Regions from separate parts of the Homo sapiens genome. Here all the other regions are linked to region 1. Evidence: read pairs that join two places in POLR2A ChIA-PET (ENCODE). Cell type or tissue: CD4-positive, alpha-beta T cell. All regions are shown on one strand. Each heading gives the region's core, and the rest is flanking DNA. Links, peaks and the distances in the headings are about the cores only. Region 1 has its middle 86 kb from the start of CD53. Region 2 has its middle 29 kb from the start of KCNA3. Region 3 holds the start of LRIF1 (ligand dependent nuclear receptor interacting factor 1). Region 4 has its middle 33 kb from the start of CD53. Region 5 has its middle 29 kb from the start of KCNA2.

Region 1 (4,000 bases), core at 1-4,000:
TTAAGTTAAAACCTAAAGAGAGATTGAGAACTAGCTAAGTAAAAGGGTGGAATGGAAGTTCTTGCAGATAAAGAAACCAAGATGATAGACACTGAGACCATGTTATCTTGAAGAATCCAAGAAAACTGAAGTATGGCTGGAGGGTAGAATGAGGAGGGTAATAGGGAAAAATGACATTACAAAGGTCATGAAAATTCTTCTAAATCATGATAACAATATTATTGTGATAACCAACATTTATTGCCTATGATGGTGGGCACCATGCTGTGTGTTTTATGTGTGTTGTCTTTAATTACAAGTCTGAACCCTCATACCAAACCACAATAAAGCCAAGCCACGTATCTTTTTCCTGCTTTCTCAAGCCATTTTTGGGCCTGCTTGGACCTGCTCTGCTCTCCCCAGAAAGCCTTATTATATGAGTCATGGACCATTTCGTACCCTTTGGTGCATGTTTGGCATCATCAATCTGAACCAAATTTGGAGTGGAAGTTCATTCCACTCTTGCAGACTGATCACAACCTTGTCTCATTTAGAGTTTACAGTGACTGTATGAAGTAGGTGCTAGAATTATCTCTGTTTTACAGATGACAAAACTGGCTAAGACATTAACTAGTCCAAAGTCACATAGTTGAGAAATCATACATGGATACAAACTGAGATCATCCTAACTCTTGAAGCCATGCTCTAAGCTGCTTTGCTCTACTATTTCCTAGGTAAGGGACTTTGGACTTTATCTTAAGGCCAATGAAACAACATTGAGAATATTAAGTAGGAGAACAATATGATAAGTTTTGCATTTTGTAAAGGTATATCTGGAATTTGTGTACAATAGAGTGATTTGCATTGACATGTATAATTCCCTTTTCACAAAAACAGATAAAGTAATTAAGAATAAAATTTTACCTAAAATATGAGCCTTGTGTAAAGAAAGAAGGCAACATTCTCAGGTGCCAGAAATAAAGAAGGATCACAAAACTTAAGGGAGCATGGAGCCAAAGTTGAGTACATTCAGGGTACTCGATGTCAGGGTGATGAGATTTTAATGGCAACAGAGAGATGGTTGATGAGACCCAGGGCCTCTGCATGTTAAAGAGCTGGAAATGAACCAGCCATATACAGTTGGAAGTTACTGGTTTATGAAGGAAACTATGAAATTCCTCTGTTTCACAGCTCAGAGATACCACAAAGCAGCTTGATAGGCTCATGAGAAGATAGAAAAAATTAATGCAAGGAAATTAACCCCTCAAGCTGGTTCAGCATACATGATCTCTAAATTGCACACCACACAAGTATAGAAATCTAGAGTCAAGATACATTGTAAAATTCCTCTGGAACCAGTGAAATTCACAGAATCGCAGCAAAGGAATTTGAAACTGCCCCACAAGATTGTTCCCAGGTACCAGGACCTGAGGGTCTTCCATGGAAAACAACTCTCTTTCAAGAGGAGCTCATGATTTAAAAATATTGCAAGTCACATAAGGAAACAAACTGATTAGAGAGGGAGTGGTAGAGTGCACATACAAACAGCTGCAGTTAGTAGAAAATAAAAAAGGAGAGTCTTTAAGTCAGATAAGCTCAAAGAGAAAGAGAAAGGTAACTTCACAAAGCAAGAGGAGGACATTGTAGGAAAGGAGTCAGTAAATCGAAAAAGAAACAAATCTAAATTTTAGAAATGAAAAATATAGCTAATCAAATTTAGAATTAAATAGATGGGTTTGTAGACTGATCAAGAGAGAATTGGAGGAGAATGATGTCAGCAGGATGGCCAACTAAAAGCTTCTAGCGCTCATTTTTCCAACAAAGATAGCCAAATAACACACAAACAATCATGTTTTAATAAAAACAACTAAAGAAGAGTGGCTGAGTATGGCAAAGGAGTAATAGAAACCCCAGTGAACACGGAAACTGAGGTTGACCACACAGAGAGCAAAAGGAAACACCTGGTCTTCACCACCCCACCTCCCAACCAGAATCAGCTAGAAACCAGGAGGAACCTCTTTTTATGGTGCAAAGGTAGACAAGAGGATCCCAGTAACTGCCATCAACTCTTTGGACACCTACACTTCTCATCACTGGGGTCCCCCTGAAGTCCTCACATGCACTAAGTCCAGCTGAGGGAGCTGCCTGGAGTCTGCAAATCTGTGTTCCCCCCAGAGAAGGAGCTGCCACTAGGCCCCATCCCCTGTGGCCTGCATAGCTACTGTCTTACCCCATTTCGGAACTGGAACTACTGCTGGAGTGTCTTGCTCCAAGGGAGAGTAGCCATGGCTCTTGTCCATCCCTGAGGCTAAACCACCTTTGATCCATCCCTGCCCAGTGGCCTAACATCCCAAAGCCAAGCTTCAAGGAACTGTTACACCTTTGCCCATGGGGCTGAACAGCACCACCTACACCTCCTCTCTCCCCCTTCAGCTGGAGCTGAAGCTGCACACTTCCTCCTAAGAAAACAGTGCTTTAGCAGAATAGCCCCATCTACTTCTCTCGGTTATGGCTGTGCCCTGCCCCTAAGGTCCTGAACTGAAACTATGTGCTGCCTCTTGAGGAAACAGTGCCTTGGCAGAGCCCCACGTCTCAGGGAAATAGTGCCTGGCAGCCCAGAACAGCCACCCTCTATGCCTGAGCCTGAGCTGAAGTGGCACACAAACCCCTGGGGAATTGGTGCCCTGGAACCTGAGCAGCTCAGGGCTGAGCTGACGTAGTACCCCATGTTCCAGGGAAACATGGCAGTGACTGAGCTGAGACACTCTACCCTACAGGCTAACCTACTCTAATACCTTGCTTTCCTGGCATTAGACTAGTCTCCTGGAGTCTGAGCTGCCAAGAAAGCCCTCTCTCCAGGGAATGCAATCGTCACTGTGCTGCTCCCCTGACCCCCAGGGCCCAAACGACAGATGTGTTTGACCACTATGAAAACTTGCTGCTGCACCTAGCCTCACAGAGTCTGGGATACTACTGAGTCCGCCATCCCGGAGTCACCACTACATGTTGTCTCATCCCCAGGGACCCAAGTTTCCACTGAGCTCCATTGGACCAGGTTCCCAAATTGCAGATATACCTTGCTCTCTGTACCCTAAACTCCAGAGCTCCTTTTCTTCCCTGGAGTTGGATATACCCTCCACACAGGGGTAGACTCACAGCTAAAACCAAACTCTCTGGGTCCAAGCTTCTAGGGGTTTCCTCAGAGTCACAGATCCTGGCTCTGCAGGCAAATTACATCCAACCCTGCCATAAACAGTGAACCTGCACCTCAAGACCCAGATGCCACAATAAGTTCATGAGACTCTGTGGGAAAATTGAAAGTAGGAGGACTTCAAGCACCCACAAAGAAAGAATTTTAAAAATAACAAAAGAAAACATCAAGTCACGTATAAAGAATCCCCATTAGACTAACAGCAGATTTATCCTCAGAAATCTTACAGGCCAGGAGAGAATGGAATGACATATTCAAAGTACTGAAAGAAGAAAAAAAAGGCAGCCAAGAATACTATACCCAGTAAAGCTATTCTTCAGAAATAAGGGAGAGCCAGATTTGGTGACATATGCCTGCAGTCTCAACTACTCAGGAGGATGAGTTGGGAAGATTGATTGAGCCTAGGAGTTCAGATCAGCCTAAACAACATAGCGAGACCTCATCTCAAAAAAAGAAAAAAAAGGAAAAAGAAATAAAGTCTTTCCCAGACAAGCAAAAACAAAGGAAATTCATTACCACCAGACTGATCTTATGAGACATACTCAAGGGACTCCTATATCTGGAAGTGAAAAATGATAATCATCATTACGAAGACATGCGAAAGTATAAAATCACTAATAGACACACAAATGAAAAACAGAGAAGAAATAAGCCTTATTACTACAGAAAACTACCAAACTGCAATGATTAAACAATAAGAGAGGGAGAAAGGGACAACAGATATACGAAACAACTAGAAAACAATTAACAAAATGACAGCAGGTCTTACCAATCAGTTATAACCTTAAATATATAAATGGCTTAAACTCC
Region 2 (6,455 bases), core at 1,277-5,276, 140 kb before region 1:
CAGCTTCAGGGAATGCTCTTCAGGAACAACGTCCCTGGATCTGGTGATCAAGTGGATCACCAGAACCTCACCCAGAACCTCACCCAGAACCTTTGATCTCATTTTTCATTTTCTCCCAGTCTGAGGAGGCCCTGACTCTGCCCAGTGAAGCTGCTCTCTCTCTGGCAATGCCCATCCCATCAGCCATGATGTGAGCGTTCTTGAGCTCTGCCCTGTGCATGAGGTTTGTCCAGCTGGGGGAGGGAACTAGAGTCAACACTGTTTCCCAGATGTAGGCAATATGGTTGCTGCTCTGGCACGGTAATCTGTAGGTTCTATGGGACATTTTTAAATCCCAGCCTGCTTTCTCTTTAACTAGCTTCTCTTCCTATCCCTTTAAAGCTTTAAAAATTACCCCAAATGTCTGCGAGTAGCCTCCACACAATCCAATATATTTGATGCATTACAAAGTCCTTAAACATGACTCCTGGATGATCTTTTCTTTATCTACCCTCCATTAACAGAAATGACATAGAACTGCTTATGTGTATTTACATGGATCTCTCTCACCTCCTCCCTCACCTCCCACCCCACCTCACCCCCCACCCCCAAATACTGAAGTGTTAATGGGGATAGTGCATTGTTTAAGCTGTCACAATGTGTGATCAAGACAGACTGAAAGTCCTCTAAACCTTCAATAGTAATTCCATTCTCCAGGAGAGATGGAAAATTCTTGCATGCAGGAGATATTAGTTGCTCTGTTTCAGTCTGAATTGTGCACAGAGTTTCCTGGGCTACTGTAAGGTGGAGTAATCCCAGATTGCCGGGGCTGTTCCATGCATCCCATGGGATAATGTGTAATGATCAGTAACCTGTAAAGTGCTGAATTAAGGTTATCCTTTTATCCTAGTTTCCTTTAATAATATATTTTGAATTTGTAGCATGTGAATTAATCTAATGTCTTGTAAATGGGTGGATTTCTGGTGTGTCCTGATCTTTCTCGATCTGCCTGGAGTCAATCAACATTCAGGAGTGAGGAGTGGGATGAAGAATGGAGATTCTAGAACCAATATCTAAAAATATGTATGGAGGTGGGGGCAGGGAGGGAGTTCTTGGGAGGCTACCAGGAGGATTCTTGCTTCCATATTCATTTATCCATAAATCATTTGTTGGGGGCTGTGTTGTTTGGTGGCCTCTGTGGCTGAGCCATGAGGTAAAGCTGATGACAAAGATTTCACTCTGCCAGTCTTCTTGCTCTCTGAAGAAAGGCATCCCCTCTTCCCTTGGGAGGCCCACCCTCTGCCTCTTAGCTCAGCACTCAGTTTGAGACTAGGCTGTCTGAGCTGTCTCATTCCGTTTGTGATCATGTGCCATTCCGACTTCCTCTATTTCCTCTTCTTTATTTACTATTCTGTAGTCTTCCCCACGCTTTCAAAACTGAAGGAATGGTCGAGTTGCCATGGCAACCCTCTGCCCCCACCTCTTTTTCCTTTCTCAACAATTTTTCTACATTTTAATAAAATTACTATTTATAGTGCACAAAGCTGCATTCCCCTCCACTGCAGCTCTGCAAGGGAGGTTTTCTGTCTGACCAGAATACTAATAACTAAAACATGGCTTTCCAGTGAGGAAGTGAGGAAGCCCTCCAGAGCAATCACTTTGGGAGACATATGTGTTCTTTAGGATATTGTTTAAGATGTATGAAGGGCTTGGCCTGCATATATGAAGAACCTCAGTTGACAGGGCTGAAACCCCATCCTTGTAAAATATACCATATAAATGTTGAATATGGCATTCCGGGCACTTTGGGAGGCTGAGGCGGGTGGATCACTTGAGGTCAGGAGTCCAAGACCAGCCTGGGCAACATGGTGAAACCCCATCTCTACTAAAAATACAAAAAAATTTAGCTGGGCGCAGTGGCGTGTCCCTGTAATCCCAGCTACTTGGGAGGCTGAGGCAGGAGAATTGCTTGAGCCTGGGAGGCGGAGAGTACAGTGAGTTGAGATTGCTCCATTGCACTCCAGCCTGGGTGATAGAGTAAGAGCCTGGGTGACAGAGCAAGATTCTGTCTCAAAAACAAAAACAAACATAGAACTGATCTTTTAGGGTTGTTTTAAGGATCCAATAAATTAATATAGACAAGGACTTAAAAGAGTGTCTGTCGTCATTTGTTATAGGCATTTGAATTATTATTTTAGTAGCTTATTAACATCCATGAAGACTATTCCAAATGTGAGGTTTTACCAAGGTTTTATAGCTGTTGAGGGATAGGCCCGGTGGAGGAGGTTAGGAGGGGTTATTTTGTATGGAATGAAACATTTAGACTACATTGAAGAGTAGAATGAAGGAGTAGCTTTTAAATTCTTAGTGTTCAATAATGAAAATATTCATTCTTTATCATGTTTTGGGACTTTCTAAAAACAAATTTTATATAGGAGCAAGGCAGATTATTTTAGCTTAATTTGAACTTACATTGTTTATTCATTCAAAGGGCTCACAGGTGGAAAATCTCTGAGTGAGGTTACACAGTAATGATCTGGTAGTAGTGCTACTTAAACTTTCATGTGCATATAAATCACCTGGGAAGTTTATTACACTTCAGATTCTAATTCAGTGAGTTGGGGGTGGAGCCTGAGATTCTACATTTCTATCAAGCTCTTAGATGCTGCTGCTGCTGCTGGTCCCTGAGGACCATTGAGTAGCAAGGTTTAAGGTTTTTGGGGCCAGCTCTTCCTAAAGACACTTTTTAAACAAAGGTGTGGGTTGAGTGGAAGGGGCTCTCCAATTTCTTAGTTATTACCCAATTGGAATTACCCAATACTAATAGAACTGGGCCCTCATGAGAGAATGAGGTTAAGAATCACCAGTGGAAGCCAGAAGACTTCTTTTTTCTGAGATTTTAACAAGAGAAGTCAGGAAAGGCTATATACTTTTTTTATTTTTATTTTTATTATTTTGGCCAGAAAGCTCAGAGGTGCCTGACTGCATTGTATTCAGGCTCTACTCTTGCTTTATAAGTCAAATGTGATTACTCACTTAATTTTGTTCTTGAAACATTTTTAGAACCCAGTAAAACTCATCATTTTCCTGAATGAGAGTTAAGGCTTTTTTTTTTGGGTGGTGATTTATTCAGAATATTTTGAAGACATGATTGTGGGACTAAGATCCAAGTGAAACTGAGCCAAAAGAAGACGTAATTATTAAAACATTAACTTGAAATTTTAACTCCTGTTTGAAAGCATTGCTTCCCTCTCTAAATGTCTGTCAATATCTTATTTAAGTCTTTTTTTTTAAACAAAGCAAAACAAAACCTTTGACATGTTTTTAAGAACTAACAATAATGGTGATATACAACAGCTGCAGTCTCACTTCCGAATGGAGGAATTAAAGGCTCATGTTAGAAGATGAGAGGTTTAGCTACTTTATAGGCTTAATCAGCCAGTGACTCACAATTACGAGTCATGTGATTTAAAAATCTCAGTGACTGTGAGCTTCTCTTTGGAGGACTGGGCAAACTGTGAAGAAATATGTGAAATTAGAGAAAGAAATGTGAAGTAGACTTCCTCTTTAAATTCTGGATTAGCCATGACTCAAAGAGCATGGTAGGACATCTGTATATGCTCATTTTATTAGAAAGGCCATCACAATTGGATTTAGACTTCTATTCGTGTAATCCATCTTCTTTTTGCAGGCAGGATTATCTCTAGGCTAGTACTGAAAAATTGTCACTTCTATTAGATTATTAAGCAAGGTCTGTATCATCTCTCAAAAAGACCCACAGATCAAGATATGTTGACATCAGTGGAGGGGGAATTGCCCTTTTAGTGGCACCTTCAGCCTTTGCAGATGCCAATTCAATCAACCAGTAACAACTCAGATGGGAGATGGGAGAGTGTGGCTAAGATGGACAAGAATACACTTTCAAAATGCAAAGCTTTTCTGCAGCATTAGGGGTCATGGAGATGTTAAAAGACTTTTCAAATAGCAACTACACAATAGGATTCCAGATTAAAGGCTCCTCAGTTGACAGATAACCAGTGGGAAAAGATGAAATGAGAATTATCTGAGAATTGCTATCATAACCTATCCTTAAAACAGAAGAGCTTTGTTCCTTTTAAGCTCATGGGAGCATGTTATAGTAGCAGCCTTATAATTTGTCACTGAATAAATCACCAACACCAAGTTACATTAATTATATCTTACTCTTTAGCTCCCTAAATTTCTCCTTAATAGACCTAAAGGAATTATGATGAATAAGGATTGAGACCATTTGCAACCTTTGGAGTTAGTGGTTTGCTTTCCAATAATTGACATTTTTATCTATTAATGCAGTTAGGAAAATTCATGTTTTCAGTTTTGGTAAGAATTTTGCCTAGAATTATCAGCAATGAAAATCTTACTCTAAGTTAGTCAATTGTTCTTGATGATTATAATGATCTAAAGTTTGATGCCCACAGCCTTGTGTATGTTAATTTCCAGTAGATTCCGTAAGAATGAGAGAATGTGTGTATGTTTTTGAACTGGAAGACATTCTGACCGGGATCTACAGAGATATAAATGGGCAAATCCAGTACAGTTTAAACACAGGAGTTCTTATCTGAGTGGAATACTTCAGAGGGTTGGAGATTGAAGTAGCCCTCTGATGAAGTCTGGAAACTACTGGAAATGTTTAAATACTGTGGTTTAAAATTACACTTGAGATAAAATCTGATTTCCTGTTTCTAAGTCAAAAAGCTTACAATAAGGACCTTGAAGTTTCCTGGAATAATAAACAACACTTCTAAAACGGCAACTGGATGAGGTAAGTGTGGTTGACTAGAAAGTACAGATTAATTTTCTCAACACTACTCATGTTTCAAAATTAAGAGGGAAAATTTCCAAGAGAGAGACATATTTGAGGTCATGTTGAACCCAAAATAGTTTTAAGTGCTGCAATAGTTTGAAACGTTTTTAAGGGTTTTCCACTGCTGAGACAATTAGCTAGTTTCCTCAGACTGCATTTGTTTTACCAATCTAGTGTTGAGAGCCTCTTAACAGTGGTATATCAATGTGCAACATTTCTTGCAACTTATAAAAGATAAGTAGACCGGCACCGGCTACAAGGAGCTAGAAACCCTTCCCCATCTCATTGGCCTCGCTTAGTCCTTCCTACTTAGTCATCAAGCCTAAATCCCTCTCTTATTTCCTGAAGGCCCCTGAGCTAAGTTAATTTTATCTTCCTTCTTTCTCATAGTTCCCTGAGCCTACCTGGTATAGAACTTGTCACTGTTCCATAATCATAGGTGTTCTCATTTCCCACTATTTCTATGAGATATTTGAGGATAGAAGTTACATCTTCTCAGTGTCTTATTTATTCAACAAATGTTTATTGAGCATCCGCTATATACCAAGCGCTGTGAATACAGAGATTACAAGGACACAGAGTCAGCTCTCAAGTTACTCACAGTTTTATAAAAGAAACAAAAGAGTAGATGGTTATATTTTGTGTCAAGTTCTTTGATGGAGGGCTCTTGATATAAAATATCAGATAGATACTTAACTGAAATCTTCCTGGAGAAAATGTAAGTCTTGGAAGATAAGTAGCTATCATCCAGCTGAGTAGAAGAACAATGTGGGTGAGTGAAGTGGGGAAGAAAAATAAAGTTGTGATGATATTTCTGGGCAGAGAGATCAGCAAATGTGAAGGTATATGGGGGGGCATACTGTATATAAGGGATTCACAGTAATTCAGGGTGACTGGAGCAGGGAGGACATACTGGAGAGTGATAATTGATGAAATTAGAAAGGTAGACAGAAGCTGGACCGTGAAGGTCCTTGGATGTCATACTAAAAGGTTTAGGCTTTATTCTAAAAGGATAAAGGAGGAGTCATTGAAGTACTTTAGCTGTGAGAGTTATTAGCATATTTGTGACTCAGAGATCACTTCGTCTGCAGTATGAAAAATTCACAAGACTACTCTAGTAACATAGGCAAGAAATCATAAGATACAAAAATAATTCAGAGGTGAAGAAGGCAGCTAAAGTTGCATCAAGAATTTAATAGCTGTGAAGAGTGAGGGAGAAGTTTGAGATTAGTTGGTCCCCAGATTTCCAAACAGTAGCATTAAGGAGAGGTGGTTTGATTACCAAAGACAAGAAATACAGTTGGGATGACATTGCTGAGTGTGGGAAATGAGTTGTTCTGTCTTGGACATGTTGGGTTTGAGGTATCATGAATAGTTTCGAGACCATCCAAAAGGATATTTATGGCAAAGAGATTGGTACACAAAAGATAAGTTGTCTGTGTGGGTCAGAAGACTCCATCAAGCTGGCTAATGCAATCATGGCTTGTTGGAGGGTTTAGAAGAATCTCATAGAACCCAGTGACAGGGAGTAGAGTTGGGCCTCCCATGTGTTGGAAAACAGTCTGTAGCTACTTTTGATCTTTCACTGGGGCAGTGTGATTGTTTTGCTTTGTGTTTCATTCTTCTCCTTGCT
Region 3 (4,000 bases), core at 1-4,000, 180 kb after region 1:
AACAGAATTTTGGCTCATTACTATTAGTGACCATTTCCTTTTATAATATTGCTTTTAAGGACTCACCATTACTTACGGTCTTTATTGCAATGGAGTTTTCTACTTGCAATTAAAGAAAACTACCTGCTGGGCTAAAATCTGTACAGAATTAAAGTTGTATGCTTATAATAGTAATAGTTAACATTTAAATTGTGCTTTACTATTTTCCTACACGACGTATTTTACATTATTTCATTCTCCTAATCTTTAAAATATTTCTAAGTGCTATTATTTACAGACTGGAAACAGGTACCTGGCCTCACAAATGCTAACTAGCAAAGTTGAGATTAACCCCAGGTAGCTTGATTTTCTTCAAACGAAAATCCTCTTCCATGAGTTTTGCATCTTAGTTCTTCATTTTCTTATTAGAGTCTGCAGACCCTATTTTTTCCTCATCACTTAATCTACTAACCATGTGAGAGTACAAGTGAAAATATTCTGCTTTAGCTAACATTGTTTCCAATTCATTTCCTTGTAATACAATTTAAAAAAAAAAACCCAAAAACTAAGTTACTGATCATCTATTTTCTAACTTTACAAGAATATCTTCCTTAGAAATACTGGACTCTCCTCATGCCAAATATAAATAGCCAATGAAATGGCACTTCATTACACCCTACTTCAAAAAGGCTGTTCAAAAGGACTGACTTTACACGAGGATTTCTCCAGTCTTACTTCTCTCTCTTCACATAAAACTATTACTTGAAATTTTAAATATTCGATCTCCTCATTCTAAAGCCCTTTTTCTTCAATCACACACCCTTTCTGTCTCACTATTAAAATCTATTTTCACTGAAGGTCCAGCGCCACCAGGGCTGCACTTGCTAATCCGTGCTGACTGCTGCGTTTCTGCGTGTGCGTGAGAATCTTCCAGAAGGTTTGAGTCACATAAGAGCGTCGGCCATCTTGGTTTTCATCTCCCGTGGAGATCTACTCGGTCCGCCTATTAAACTTGAGACGCTGGGGTCCCGCGGAGCCGCTGTGTCAGGCTCTAAAGAGGTTTTACATTTCCCAGAGGAAAGCGCTCTATGGGCTTTAAGCGCCGCGGAGACAAGCGCTTCCCGCCTGGGTGGCGCACTCTGCGGGCTCCAACTCCTCTCAACTACACAGCGTCCGGAAACGACGGCCGACTCCACATCCCTAAGACGGACAGAGGGGCAGCCGTGGGGAGGATTCGAAACCGGTACTTACCAACGCGAGGCGTTGCCTGAATTTTCCTCTGCGGGTTTCAGGAAGACCCTCCGTAGGTTATTTGACATTTTAGTGGGGAGAAAGGGGACACCTCATCCAGAAAAGTGGGAAGCGTGGGGCCGAGTTTCCCAATGGGGCGAGAACCAGAGCGAGGGAATGTTGGGCTGGAGTTGCCCACAGCAACTGTGAGGGGTTCGACCTTAACGGAGGGCGACAGCGGGCTCTCGAGAGGGTGTATCCCCAGGCTTCGGGACGAGGTCGCGCACCGCGCAGAAACCGGAAGGCTCCTGGCGGTGGACTGCGCCCTCACAGCCCTACGCTGAGAGAGAATCGGCGTGAGTCTCCGCCCTCAGAGCCTACGACAACTCTCCAGACTCCGCCGGAGCAGGCGCAGGGGGCGTGGCCTTGGTGGCACCACCCCCAACAGAGCCTGGTCAGTGCTGAAGACTGCGTCAGTCTGGCTCTGCCGCCCCGCCCACTGAAGCCGATAGCTGGAGCAAAGCTCGGTCGGGCGTCTTCCGGGGTCGTCACGTCCGGTTGCCAAGGTGACTGGCTCGCTAAAGCCCAACCCTTATGATGCAATCCAATGGCAAGTGATATTTGCTATCTTTTCTTCCGGATCAAGGAACAAATCGCAAAAGAAAGCTCTCCCGACACCTACGCAAAATAAAATGTTTCCGGGGTCAATCATAAATTTTCTGCTTCTGTGCTCGCCGCTAGCGTACGTTTTTCTCTCCCGTCAGTGCATTAAAAGACATCGGCGCGCTTTTTTGGAGTCATGCACTTCTGGCCTGAGAAAACTTAAAACGCCTGCCTGTGGCCAGCGATTATTGTTGCTGCTTCTCTGAAGGTTTCCCATTTACTCCTCTTTCCTGAAGCTTTGCCTCTAGACTTACTTAACTCTTTCCTCCAGCCTACGTTCATCGAAACTATCACTTATTGTCATATAGACCTTTATTTCTGAAGGGAGATCTGGGAGTTGCATCAGAACATCCATTGTATTCATTAAATCATTTATTCAGCTGTCCATTGCAGTTGATGCTCTTTATCTCACACTATTTGAGAATTTTTCCTCGCAGCACTATTAATTAGTCCCTCATCTTGACGCCATTGGCAATATACTTTCCTGGTTTTGCTCCTACCTTTTTGTCTACACCTTCTCAATCTCTTTTGAAGATATCTCCCTTTTCAAGGGAGTTCCTTTCAGCTTGATCACTGATTCTCTTATGTTTTCAAACTGTCTTGTCTCGATTCGTGGTTTTATTCATGCTCCTGGATTGAATTACCACCTCCACCCATTATTTTACCACCAAACACATGTATGTCCTTGGCACTGATTTAAGTGTTTTACAAAATTAATTTACTCCTAACAGCTAATAAAATAATTATTATATGCAGATGAAGTAACTGATGCTCAGAGAGGGTGAACAAATTTTTAGAGGTCATAGAGCTTGTGAGTGATGGAGCCAGGCTCCAAATCCAGGTTGTCTGGCTAAACACACCATGTACTACTGCATTATGCTGCCGTGTGACTCATAAATTTATGTTCCCAGTTCTGATTTCTCTGAGATCTATACCTGGATGTTCAAGTGAATTGTTGAGATATCCTTTTTGCTATTTTAAAAGCCCCTTCAAATGAAACATGTTCAAAACCACACTTATGACTTGCTTCTCTTCCCCCCACTACACGTTTTCTTTTATCAGTGCTATCTCAGAAAGAAAGAAAGAAATAACTTCCTTCCATTAAAGTTGCCTAAATCCCAGTGTCATCCTTAACACTTTCCTTTTTTTATTCCAAAATATACAATTCACCAACTTTTGCAGATTTTATCTTCTAAATATCTTACAAGTCTGCTTTATATTTCTATTACTACTACTGTAGAGCAAGCTTACTTGGTCTAGTAAAGCTTTAACGGATACCCTCATATCCACTCCTTTTTTATTTATTTATTTTTTTAGAGGGAGTCTCACTCTGTCACCCAGGCTGGAGTGCAGTGGGCAATCTCAGCTCACTGCAAGCTCCGCCTCCTGGGTTCACGCCATTCTCCTGCCTCAGCCTCCTGAGTAGCTGGGACTACAGGCGCCCGCCACCACACCCAGCTAATTTTTTGTATTTTAATTAGAGATGGGGTTTCACTGTGTTAGCCAGGATGGACTCGATCTCCTGACCTCCTGATCTCCCCGCCTCAGCCTCCCAAAGTGATGGGATTACAGGCGTGAGCCTCATATCCACTCTTGTATTCCTGTAAATGCTGCAGCCAGAGATACCATATGGAAACACAAATCTGATGGTGTCATCTCACTGCATTAAAAAAAAAAATCAGTTTCCCCATTGCTCTTATGATAAGGATCAAAATCCTTGATTCTTTTCCTTTTTTTCTTTTTCTTTTTTCTTTTCTTTTTTTCTTTTTCTTTTTTAGACAGGGTCTCACTCTGTCACCCCAGACTGGAGTACAGTGGCGTGATTTCAGCTCACTGCAATCTCCATCTCCTGGATTCAAGCGATTCTCGTGCCTCAGTCTCCCGAGTAGCTGGGATTACAGGTGCGCACTACCACGCCTGGCTCATTTTTTGTATTTTTAATAGAGACAGGGTTTCACCATGTTGGCTAGGCTGGTGTCTAACTCCTGACCGCAAATGATCTGTCTGCCTTGGCCTCCAAACGTGCTGGGATTACAGGCATGAGCTACTGTGCCCAGCCAAAATCCTTGATTCTAATCAAGATGTTGAACTAGTACAGACGGCTGACACCTGGAGAAATAAAAAAAAA
Region 4 (6,455 bases), core at 1-4,000, 120 kb after region 1:
TTCCTGCAAACCTCATCACCAACAGCTACAGTGCTATGTGTTTCTAAGTAAACTTGGAAGGCAGTCTAGGCCATAAGGATTGCAAATCTTAGGTAAGTCCTAGCATTGAACCAGGCCCAGAGACAGTGGACTGGGAGGGGCATGTGACCTACTAAGACACCAGCTGGGGTGGCTAAGAGAGTGCTGGCATCACCCTTCCCCTAACCCCAGGCTGCACAGCTCACAGCTTCGAAAGAGACACCTTCCTTCTGCTTAAGGAGAGGGGAGGGAAGAGAGAGGAGGACTTGTTTTGCATCTTGGATACCAGGTCAGCCACAGCAGATAGGACACCGGTCAGAGTTGTAAGGTCCCTGTTTCAGGCCCTAGCTCTTGGATAGCATTTCTAGACAACCTCTGGGCCAGAAGGGAATCCATTGCCTTGAAGGGAAGAACCCAGTCCTGGCAACATTCATCACCTGCTAAGTGAAAAGCCCCTAGGCTCTGAATAACCAGCAGTGAAACCAAGTTACTATGTCCAGGGCTTTGGGTGACCCTCTGAGACTTGCTTGTTTCAGATGAGATTCAGCACATGGCTAGCTGTGGTGGCTATTGGCTGAAACTCCTTCTACTTGAGAAAAGCGGAGGGAAAAGTAAAGGAGACTTTGTCTTGCACCTTAAGTACCAGCATGGGCACAGGGGAATAGAGCACCAAGTAGGCTCCTGAGGTCCCTGATTCCAGGACTCAACTCTTGAACGGCATCTCTGGACCTGCCCTGGGCCAGAAGGGAGCCCACTGCCCTGAAGGGTGAGTCCCAAGACAGGCAGCATTCACCACAAGCTGACTTATGAGTACTTGGACCTTAAAGGAACATTAGCAGTAGTCTGGCAGTACTCCCTATGGCTTGTGGTGGTAGTGGCTACAGGGTGAGGCTCCTCTCCTTTGGAAAGGGGAGGGAAGAGTGGGGAAAACTGAGTCTTATGGTTTGAATGCCAGCTCAGCCACAGTACAATAGAATATCAGCTAGAGTTCTAAGGTTTTCCACTCTAGTCCCTGACTCCCAGACAGCACCTCTGGAACCACCCAGGGTCTAGAGGGACTTGGCACTCTGAAGAGAAGGACGCAGGCCTGGTTGGCTTTGCCATCTGTGATTGTAGAGCCCCAGGGCATTAAGTGAACATAGGCAGTAGTCAGGGAGTGGTTACAGCAGGCCTTGGGCAAGACTCAGTGCTGTGCTGGCTTGAGGTATGACCCAGCACAGTCATAGTGGTGGTCATAGAGTGACACAGGCGTGCTTGTGTCACTCCATCCCCAGGTTTAGATGGCTCAGAACAGAAAGAGAGAGAGAATCCCTTAGTTTAGGAGAAAGTGAGGGAAGAGAACAAGATTCTCTGCCTGGTAATCCAGGGAATTCTCCCCAATTTTATCCAAGACCATCAAAGTAGTACTTCTATGAGTCCATAAGAACCACAGTATTACTGAGCTCGAGGTGCCCCTAAAGCAGATACAGCTTAGATTACAACACTCAAGTCCTTTTGAATATCTGAAAAGCCTTCCCAAAAAGGACAAGTACAAACAAGCCCAGACAGTGAAGACAACAATAAATACCTAACTCTTCTATGCTCGGACACTAAAGGACATCTATTAGAATCAACACCATCCAGGAAAACATGACCTCACCAAAAAAACTAAAGAAGGCAGCAGGGGCCAATCCTGGGGAAACAGAGATATGCAAGCTTTCAGACAGAATTCAAAATAACTGTTTTCAGGAAACACAAATTCAGGGTAACACAGAGAAGGAATTAGGAATTCTATCAGATAAATTTAATGAAGAGATTAAAATAATTAAAAAGAATCAAATTCTGGAGCTGAAAAATGCAATTGGCATATTAAAGAATGCTTCAGAATCTTTTAGTAGCAGAACTGATCAGGAAGAAGAAAGAATTAGTGAGCTTGAAGACAGGCTATTTGAAAATACAGTCAGAGGAGATTTAAAAAAAGAATAAAAAACAAGGAAGCATGTCTGCAGGATCTAGAAAATAACCTCAGAAGGGCAAATTTAAGAGTTATTGGCCTTAAAGAGGAGGTAGAGAAAGAGATAGAAGTAGAAAGTTTATTCAAGGGGATAATATCAGAGAATTCCCCAAACCTAGAGAAAGATATCAATAACCAAGTATAAGAAGGTTATAGAGCACCAAGCTGACTTAATCCAAAGAAGACTACCTCAAGGCATTTAATAAGCAGACTCCCAAAGATCAAGGACAAAGAAAGGACTCCAAAAGCAGCAAGAGAAAAGAAACAAATAACATACAATGGAGCTCCAATACATCTGGTAGCAGACTTCTCGGTGGAAACCTTACAGGCCGAGAGAGTGGCATGACATATTTAAAGTGCTGAAGGAGAAAAACCTACCCTAGAATAGTATAACCAGCAAAAATATCCTTCAAAAATGAAGGCAAAATAAAGACTTTCCCAGACAAACAAAAGCTGAGGGATTTCATCAACACCAGTTCTGTCCTACAAGAAATGCTAAAGGGAGTACTTCAAACAGAAAGAAAGGGATGTTAATGAGCAATAAGTAATCATATGAAGATACAAAGCTCACTGGTAATAGTAAGTACACAAAAAGACAGAGAATATTATAACACTGTAACTGTGGTGTATAAACTACTCTTATCCTAAGTAGGAAGACTAAATAATAAATCAAAAATAATAACTACAATAACTTTTAAGACATAGACAGTACAATAAGATATAAGTAAAAACAACAAAAAGTTAAAGAGCAGAAGGATGAAGTTAAGGCATAGAGGTTTTATTAGTTTTCTTTTTGCTTTTTTTAAATGCAGAGAGTGTTAAGTTGTTATCAGGTTAAAATAATGGGATATAAGATAGTATTTGCAAGTCTCATGCAAAAACATATGATGGATGCACAAGGAATAAAAAGCAAGAAACTAAATCATATCATCAGAGAAAAATCTTCACTAAAGGAAGACAAGAAAGAAAGAAGGAAGAGAAGACCACAAAACAACTAGATAAAATGTAAACATTTACAGATAAACTGTAAGAATTAATAAGAGATTTTGGCAATGTTATTGGGTATAAAATCAATATACTAAAGCCAACTGTATTTCTACTTACCAGAAACATAAAATAAAAAAGAGACAACAGACATGGTGGCTCATGCCTATAATGCCAGCACTTTGAGAGGTTGAAGCAGAGGATTGCTTGAGGCCAGGCATTTGAAACCAGCCTAGTCAACATAGCGAGACCCCATATCTACCAAAGAAAAATTAAAAGCCAAACGTGGTGGCTCATGCCTGTAGTCCCAGCTCTTCAGGAAGGTGAGGCAGGAAGATCACTTGAGCCCAGAAGTTCAAGGCTGCAGTGAGCCACGATTATACCACTGCACTCCAGCCTGGGTGACAGGGTGAGATCCTGTCTCAAAAGAGAGACAGAGAACATTTATGATCGCATCAAAAAAATAAATAAATAAACCTGAAAAAGATGTACAAGACCTTTACACAGAAAATATTCTAATTTGATTGGAATTCTAAAGAAGAGAGCTATATCCTGAAGATGTATACCCACAGGAAACTATCATACTCACTAATAGGAAGACTCAATATTTTATATATGTCCATTCTTTCCAAATTGGGCTATAGATTCAATGCAGTCTCAAAAAAAAATCCCAACAAACTTTTTTAATGGAACTTGAACAAGCTGATTCTAAAATTTACATGTAAATACAAAAGGTCAAAACAACTGGGATGCTCTTGAAGAAAAAACACCAAGTTGGAGAACTTACTTTAAAAATATTGATACATATTTTAAGGTTATTACAATAGTATGGAAATTATAATAGTTTATGTTGTTTCAGGGACAGGTTAAACAGACCAGTAGAATATATTAGAGTTCTTAAAGAGGCCCCATGCTGAGAAGTACAAAAGAACTCTCAGCATATAACAACTCAGTCCAAACCCCTGCACTAAGAGACCTGACCATACTCTAGCATGGCTTCTAGCAGCCTAAGGTCGTGTCTTGAAAAATAGCCAAATCCCCCTTTTGAGCTTTAAGAAAGCTCAAAAATGATGGGATAATTTCCTGTTTGTTCCAGCCAAAACCTGGTGATACGTAAGTAGATCCCTGAACCTCCTCTTAAAACATTGACTTTAGAAGGCTTGCAATTATATATTTTTTGCTACCCTTTGAGATGTAAATGTTCTACCAGAATTTTCTTCTCAGAGATTTTAGAAATGCAAACATTAAGGTAGATAACTTACTGTCAGTCTCTGTGGGAGGATAAGGACTTAATTTTGGTGGGCATCTTGCTCCAACTTCCACCACTGCCTCCTGTGATTAAGATTTGAGCCAGGCGCGGTGGCTCACGCCTGTAATCCCAGCACTTTGGGAGGCCGAGGTCAGGAGTTCAAGACCAGCCTGGCCAAGATGGTGAAACCCCCTCTCCACTAAAAATACAAAAAAAATTAGCTGGGCTTGGTGGTACACACCTGTAATTCCAGCTACTCAGGAGGCTGAAGCAGAGAATTGCTTGAATCCGGGATGCAGAGGTTGCAGTGAGCCGAGATTGCACCACGGCACTCCAGCCTGGGTGACAGAGTGAAACTCCATCTCACACACACAAAAAAAGTTTTGAGAAGTTTTTTTCTTTTCCAGTTAAGTGCCAGTTAGTAAACCCAGATGGCCCACTCACACACACCAACCCACTTTAACATCCTTCAGCACCTTACCATTAGCATACTCTAGATGTTAAAAAATCTCTTGCCTTTTGTTTCAACAGAGTTGAACTAAGATGACATGTGGTTCTCTCCCCTATTGCAATAGTTATTACTGAATACAATTTGCCTTTACTGCTTTAACTAGTGCCCAACTTGTTTATATTTCAAAATGCTAATATGTTTGATTTATATCACGGTGACCTTTCAGAGAGATGATAAAAGAAGGGTCTTTTCAACAAATGTTCCTGGGAAAACAGAAATTCTATATAAAAAGAACAAGTTTTGATTCCTATCTCACATCACAGCAATTCGTAAATCAATTTCAAGTGAATTAAATATTTAGATGTAAAAGACAAATATAGAAAGCTTTGGGGAGTCTGGGCATGATGGTGAAGAATATAAAAGCAAAAAGCCCCATTCAAAAGACAATAACTTTAAAGATTAAAGGAACATCAGCCTACACAGGTGAGAAAGTGCGAGTGCAATAACTCCAGCAACTCTGAAAGCAAGAGTGTCTTCATACCTCCAAATGATCACACTAGCTCCCCAGCCATGGTTCTCAACCAGACTGAAATGACTGAAATAACATAGAATTCAGAATCTCAATGTCAAGGAAGCTCATTGAGATACAGAAGGTTGAAACTCAATCCACAGAAAACAGTAAAATGGTTCAAGAGTTGAGAGAGGACATATTCATTTTAAGAGAGAACCAAACTGAACTTCTGAAATGAAAAATTAGCACAGGAACTTCATAATGTAATTGGAAGCATTAATATCAGAATAGACCAAGCTAAGGAAAGAATCTCAGAACTCAAAGACCATTCTTTTGAATCAATACAAGCAGATAAAAATAAAAAAAAATAATTTTAAGAAAATGAACAAAACCTCTAAGAAATATGGAATTATGTAAAAGAGACCAAACTCATTGGATTCTTGAAAGAGATTGAGAGAGAGCAAGTAACTTTGGAAACATATTTAAGGATATTGTCCACGAAAATTTTCCCAACATCTCTAGAGACGTCAACGCACAAGTTCAGGAAATTCAGAGAACCCCTGTAAGATATTATGCAAGATGACCATCCCCAAGCCACATTGTCATCAGATTCCCCAAAGTCAATGTGAAAGAAAAAATCTTAAAGGCAGCTAGAGAGAAGGGGCAGGTCATGTACAAGGGCTAACAGTGGACCTCTTAGCAGAAACCTTACAGGCCAGAAAAGGTTGGGGGCCTATATTAAGCATCATTAAAGAAAAAAAAATCCAATCAAGAACTTCGTATCTAGCCAAACTAAGCTTCATAAGCAAATGAGAAATAAAATCCATTTCAGGCAAGCAAATGTTAAGAAAATTTGTTACCACCAGACCTGCCTTACAAGAGGTCCTTAAGGGAGGGCTAAACATGGAAATGAAAGCCTAATACCTGTCACCACAAAAACACACTTAAATACATAGAGCTTACTGCCATTATAAAGGAACTATACAATCAAGTCTACATAACAACCAGCCAACAACATAATGGCAGAATAAAATTCTCACATATTAATATTAACTTTGAATGTAAATGGGCTAAACACCCCACTTAAAAGGCACAGAGTGGCAAGTTGAATAAAGAAGCAAGACCCAACTCTATACTGTCCTCAAGAGAGTCATCTCACATGCAATGACACATATAGGCTCAAAGTAAAGGGATGGAGAAAGATCTATCAAGCAAACAGAAAACAAAAAAGGGCAGGGGTAGCTTTTTT
Region 5 (4,000 bases), core at 1-4,000, 150 kb before region 1:
TTCTCCTATCTCAGCCTCCCAAGCAGCTGGGATTACAGGAGCCCACCATCATGCCAGACTAATTTTTGTATTTTTAGTAGAGATGGGGTTTCACCATGTTGGCCGGGCTGGTCTTGGACTCCTGACCTCAGGTGAGCCACCTGCCTCGGCCTCCCAAAGTGCTGGGATTACAGGTGTCAGCCACCTCGCCTGGCCCAGACCTGGGACACTTCTTTGATGGTAGGAGGTGAGAATGGATTGGGATTGGCTTTGGCTGAGAGTACAGAGGCTGGCTGAGGTTAGGGTCCTCAGGCACCTGGAACTGAAAGGTCTTCACTAAGACAGACCGAACTCTGCCCAGATCCTGGTGAAAAGGAAGGACGTGGCAGTACTTCCTCTCCTTGTGGCTATGGGATTTTCCCTATTGGGACCCCTAGACTGGGTAAAGGAGTGAAAAGGCCACCATGTTATTGATGCAGGGTGGGACTGTGCTGGTGAGGGAGCAGGAAGGGGGTTGCTGGAGTTGGAAATCTTGCAAGAAAGTACTTAAAGCAATGCCTAAGGGTTCTGGGCTACTGGACTGGTGGGAGTGCTGACAGCAGGACACTGATAGGCTGGGGAGAGAAGACAGTGCTCAAGGGTGGAAGGTATCAAAAACATGCCAGAGACCATGCATATGGGATTCAGAAGCAAGAAACTTGAAGGCAGAGAGGTGAGAGTGGGATGTTTGAGTTTAAAATTCCCAAGGAGTGCAAGTCCCGTCAAAGTTCAGGATGTGGCCTTGAGTGGGGTCCCCAAGCAGAGTCAGGGTGTAGGAGCCTGGAGAGGAAAAGGTCAAAGGTTTTGGTCCCCAGGATTCTGGATGTCAGGGTGATAACTGAATTTGAGGGGAAGCCTGGGAGCCAGGTGCCAAGGCCTTTGATGGCTGAGGAGGGAATGGGTGGGCAGCTCTGAGAGGGGGTCTTGTCGTGTTCTAGATAATGAAAGATGAGCAGGGGATGCCTCAAAAGGCCACTGGATGTAATCCAGCCCTAGGCCAGCTGGACTTGGGTGACTTGCCTGAGGACAGGCAGCAAAAAAGTGGCTGAGACAAAATAAAAATTAACTTTATGTCTGTAATCACTTACTCTTCCAACCCTTATGGACTGCCGGTCTGTACAGATGTTCTGGTTCACTAAAAGCTTGGTTGACAAGACTTTTTATTCTCCTGAATTTGTAGTACATATTCACCATGTGACCTTGGGAAATGCATGTCATATTCTACCAGCCTCAGTTTCCCCCTCTGAATGCCAAGAGGCTGACCAGAGTGGCAAGTTTTCAGCCTTGTCAGGTGGACCCCAGCGATTCAGTGAAAGAGGCTAAAGGTACCTGGGTGGTGTTGCAGAGCTGGGGGGTGGGAAGATTACAGGGAATCTGCAGGGGATCAGTTCCTGGCCCCACCTTGGTCTCCAGCTGAGCAGCTACCCTTGAATCTGCCAGAATTCTAGACTTCTGCATGAGATTTTGTTTGGAAAGAGGATTCTGCTGCCTAAAACTGTGAAAAATCATGATCTTGCCTAGCCCTGACACTGCGTGAGCCTGTTGCCTTCCTGTACTGGAGGGTGTATCCTTGGCAGTGTGTCCCTTCTGCTTGCCCCAGTCAATTTTAATGCCTAAGCACTTGGCAGGAACATGGGTAGTGCCAGGACCTCTGTAATGCACTTGGCAATGAGCTGATGCTCTTTAGTGGTAGTTGTGACGCCTCTCAGAAATCTGACTTTACTAAAGTGGTATTGATGGGCCAAGGGCTTGGGTGCTCCTCAGTGACCTTGATGATGAATTACATCTGGGATCCAGTGAGTGGAACAGACAGGTTCTTTAGCTGAGGAACAAAGCCCAGGCCTGTTCTTCATCACTTAGCACCAGCTGGGATCCCTTGTTGCCAGGCTGGCAGCTGTGAGGGATCACTTGGCCACCAGGAAGACTTCCCAGCTGGGACTGTTCTGAAGATTTGTGCCAGAGAAACTACATCTGTGAGTCACTGCTCAGGGGAAAACCCAGCTGCTCGGCTCAGCTCCAGCCCCAGTGGCCCCGGGGAAGGACCAGAAGGCAGAGCGAGAATAAAAGATAGGCTGCTTTGCTTTTCTCAGTTTCCATAGCAGGTTACCGTATTTGCAGTTCTTCATTTCATGAGGGAAGTTGAGAGTGGGACTGGAATCAAAAGAGGTACTCAGATGGTGAAGCCCATAGCTGTTGGGTGTGGAGGTTTTGGCTAAGCCACCAGGGATACTTCTCTGACCCTCTGGATCCTTACTTTGACTCATCGCCCTTTTTTTTTTTTTTTTTCTGATCCACAGGTGGCTACAGCCAGGTTCATAGTCTGGCACATGGCATTTTCTGGACAGTGAGAATCAGGAAATGGGGGTGAATCTTAGAGTGGGTCTGATGAATCGTGGGAAAATCTCTCAACATTGAGACAGAGATACTGGAAGGAGCTTGAGATTTGTTTTATAAGAAGAGGGATTCTTGGTGTCATGGCTGTCTTCTCAGAAGGGAAGATCGGTCAGGTGTGGGCCTGAAAACCATGGGTGTTAAAGGGCTGACCCTGGAACAGTCCCTGCAAGGATAGGGGTGGACCATCAGGACAATGATGGGAAAGTGCTGGTGTTTGGGATGTCACTTCCCACAAATTGACAATCACTGCAGAGGCCAAGAAGCCTCCCACTGGGTTTGGGGGGTCAGTATCTCTTCAATTAAACTAAGGCAAATTCTTAGCTGCCAAGGAGGCCAGGTGACTTTGGGTTCTAGTCTCAGATGAGTCCTAGTGGGCTAGAAGCCTGCTTTGCTCTGCTTGACACAGACCAGACATGATGGGTAGGACTTAGTTCCACAGTGGATGTGGGGAGTCCTGTGAGCTGGTGGGAGTGTGTCTGGAGCGTGCCTAGAATCATGGGGCCTGCATGGTAAAGGTCCTGCAACCAAGCCAAAATGGGGATGCTTATGGGGCTGGGGATGTTTAGCCTAGAAAAGGGCATAGGAGGCTAGTGTTTTTTGAATCCCTGTTGCTCTAGATGACAGAACTGAGGCCAATAGATGGAGATAATAGGAAGAAAAATTGTGACTCACCAGAGATAAAGCTAGCTGATATTTTAAGACAGTAAAGTCTAATGGTTAAGATCTTGGACTCTAGAGTAGAGTCACAATGGGCACCACCCTGAATCCTGCTCACAGATGTGGGTCTGCAACCCACTTGGTGTTGGCCTGCTCTGCCCTGGGATTTAAAAAACTTGCATCAGTCATCAGCACAAATTGGGAGATTATGCTTACAAATCTATATGGATAGCCTCTTTTTAAAAATCGGAGGATCTGATCACCCAAGTTCCTACTCTCTCATGTAACAATAAATGGTACGTGGGTGGCAGCTGCCTCTTCTGAATAAAGCAGATGCACTGTGGTTTTTCACAAGTGCTACTTCCTCCACCTTTCTTACATTTGCACAGTTTCGCTGATTCCCAGGTGTCTGCAGGTATTGTAGTTTGCAACCCTTTTCTAGTTAAGAACCCAGGGTTTGTAACCTGGCTTTGCCAATTTTAAGTTATTGTGACCTTAAAGAAAGGAGTCAATTTCTCTAAGCCACAGTTTCCTTATCTGAATATGAGAATAATAATAATACTTACCATGAGTTAAAGAACTCCTGGAAAATGGCTGGCAAGGAGGGAAGCACACCATGAGCGCTCACCAACTCTTAGCTGGTGAAATGCTGTCCAACAGTGGAGGAGGTAGCCTTGGGAGCTCTATCACCAATGCTGGGCCTGCAGAGGGGCTGCATGACCTGGTGGTAGCCAGGACTACAGAGGAGGGACAGCCACCAAGAACTCTGAAATAAGTGGGCCATGCAGCAGTACTCCTTGGGCCCTTCCCAATGACCAAGTCAAAGGTGTTGGTGTAGAGCTTCTCTTGATGCTCATTAAAATCAAATTTGAGGCCAGGTGTGGTAGCTCATGTCTGTAATCCCAGTGCTTTGGGAGACCAAGGCAGGCAG

Evidence for each region. ChIA-PET counts read pairs that join two places held together with the same protein. Peaks named below come from ENCODE experiments on the same cell type or tissue, not always from the same donor. Only the 100,000 strongest peaks of a DNase experiment are listed, where the experiment ranks them.
Region 2: POLR2A ChIA-PET joins it to region 1 with 10 read pairs; 4 of 35 experiments call an interaction of 5 or more read pairs at or near these places.
Region 3: POLR2A ChIA-PET joins it to region 1 with 40 read pairs; 9 of 35 experiments call an interaction of 5 or more read pairs at or near these places.
Region 4: POLR2A ChIA-PET joins it to region 1 with 14 read pairs; 3 of 35 experiments call an interaction of 5 or more read pairs at or near these places.
Region 5: POLR2A ChIA-PET joins it to region 1 with 14 read pairs; 6 of 35 experiments call an interaction of 5 or more read pairs at or near these places.

Annotation. Positions count from the first base shown.
Region 1 is chr1:110,785,426-110,789,425 of GRCh38, forward strand. No RefSeq gene overlaps it. Among named protein-coding and RNA genes, the nearest start is that of CD53, 86 kb to the right of the region's middle. RefSeq lists an enhancer at 2,129-2,468. In CD4-positive, alpha-beta T cell, for the core only: no CTCF peak of the experiment used is centred there; DNase peaks (open chromatin) are centred at 1,936 and 2,386; H3K4me3 peaks cover 1,543 bases; H3K27ac peaks cover 2,616 bases.
Region 2 is chr1:110,642,733-110,649,187 of GRCh38, forward strand. No RefSeq gene overlaps it. Among named protein-coding and RNA genes, the nearest start is that of KCNA3, 29 kb to the right of the region's middle. In CD4-positive, alpha-beta T cell, for the core only: no CTCF peak of the experiment used is centred there; DNase peaks (open chromatin) are centred at 1,339, 3,439 and 4,779; H3K4me3 peaks cover 702 bases; H3K27ac peaks cover 1,341 bases.
Region 3 is chr1:110,962,391-110,966,390 of GRCh38, forward strand. It overlaps LRIF1 (ligand dependent nuclear receptor interacting factor 1), which reads right to left and starts at 1,532. Exons shown (of 4, transcript NM_018372.4): 1 at 1,231-1,532. The coding sequence starts at 1,298. RefSeq lists enhancers at 1,120-1,656, 1,191-1,400. In CD4-positive, alpha-beta T cell, for the core only: no CTCF peak of the experiment used is centred there; DNase peaks (open chromatin) are centred at 921 and 1,671; H3K4me3 peaks cover 2,053 bases; H3K27ac peaks cover 2,019 bases.
Region 4 is chr1:110,903,125-110,909,579 of GRCh38, forward strand. It overlaps a transcript of LRIF1 not described here. Among named protein-coding and RNA genes, the nearest start is that of CD53, 33 kb to the left of the region's middle. In CD4-positive, alpha-beta T cell, for the core only: no CTCF peak of the experiment used is centred there; no DNase peak of the experiment used is centred there.
Region 5 is chr1:110,632,925-110,636,924 of GRCh38, forward strand. No RefSeq gene overlaps it. Among named protein-coding and RNA genes, the nearest start is that of KCNA2, 29 kb to the left of the region's middle. RefSeq lists an enhancer at 1,809-1,998. In CD4-positive, alpha-beta T cell, for the core only: no CTCF peak of the experiment used is centred there; DNase peaks (open chromatin) are centred at 2,027 and 3,417; H3K27ac peaks cover 3,910 bases.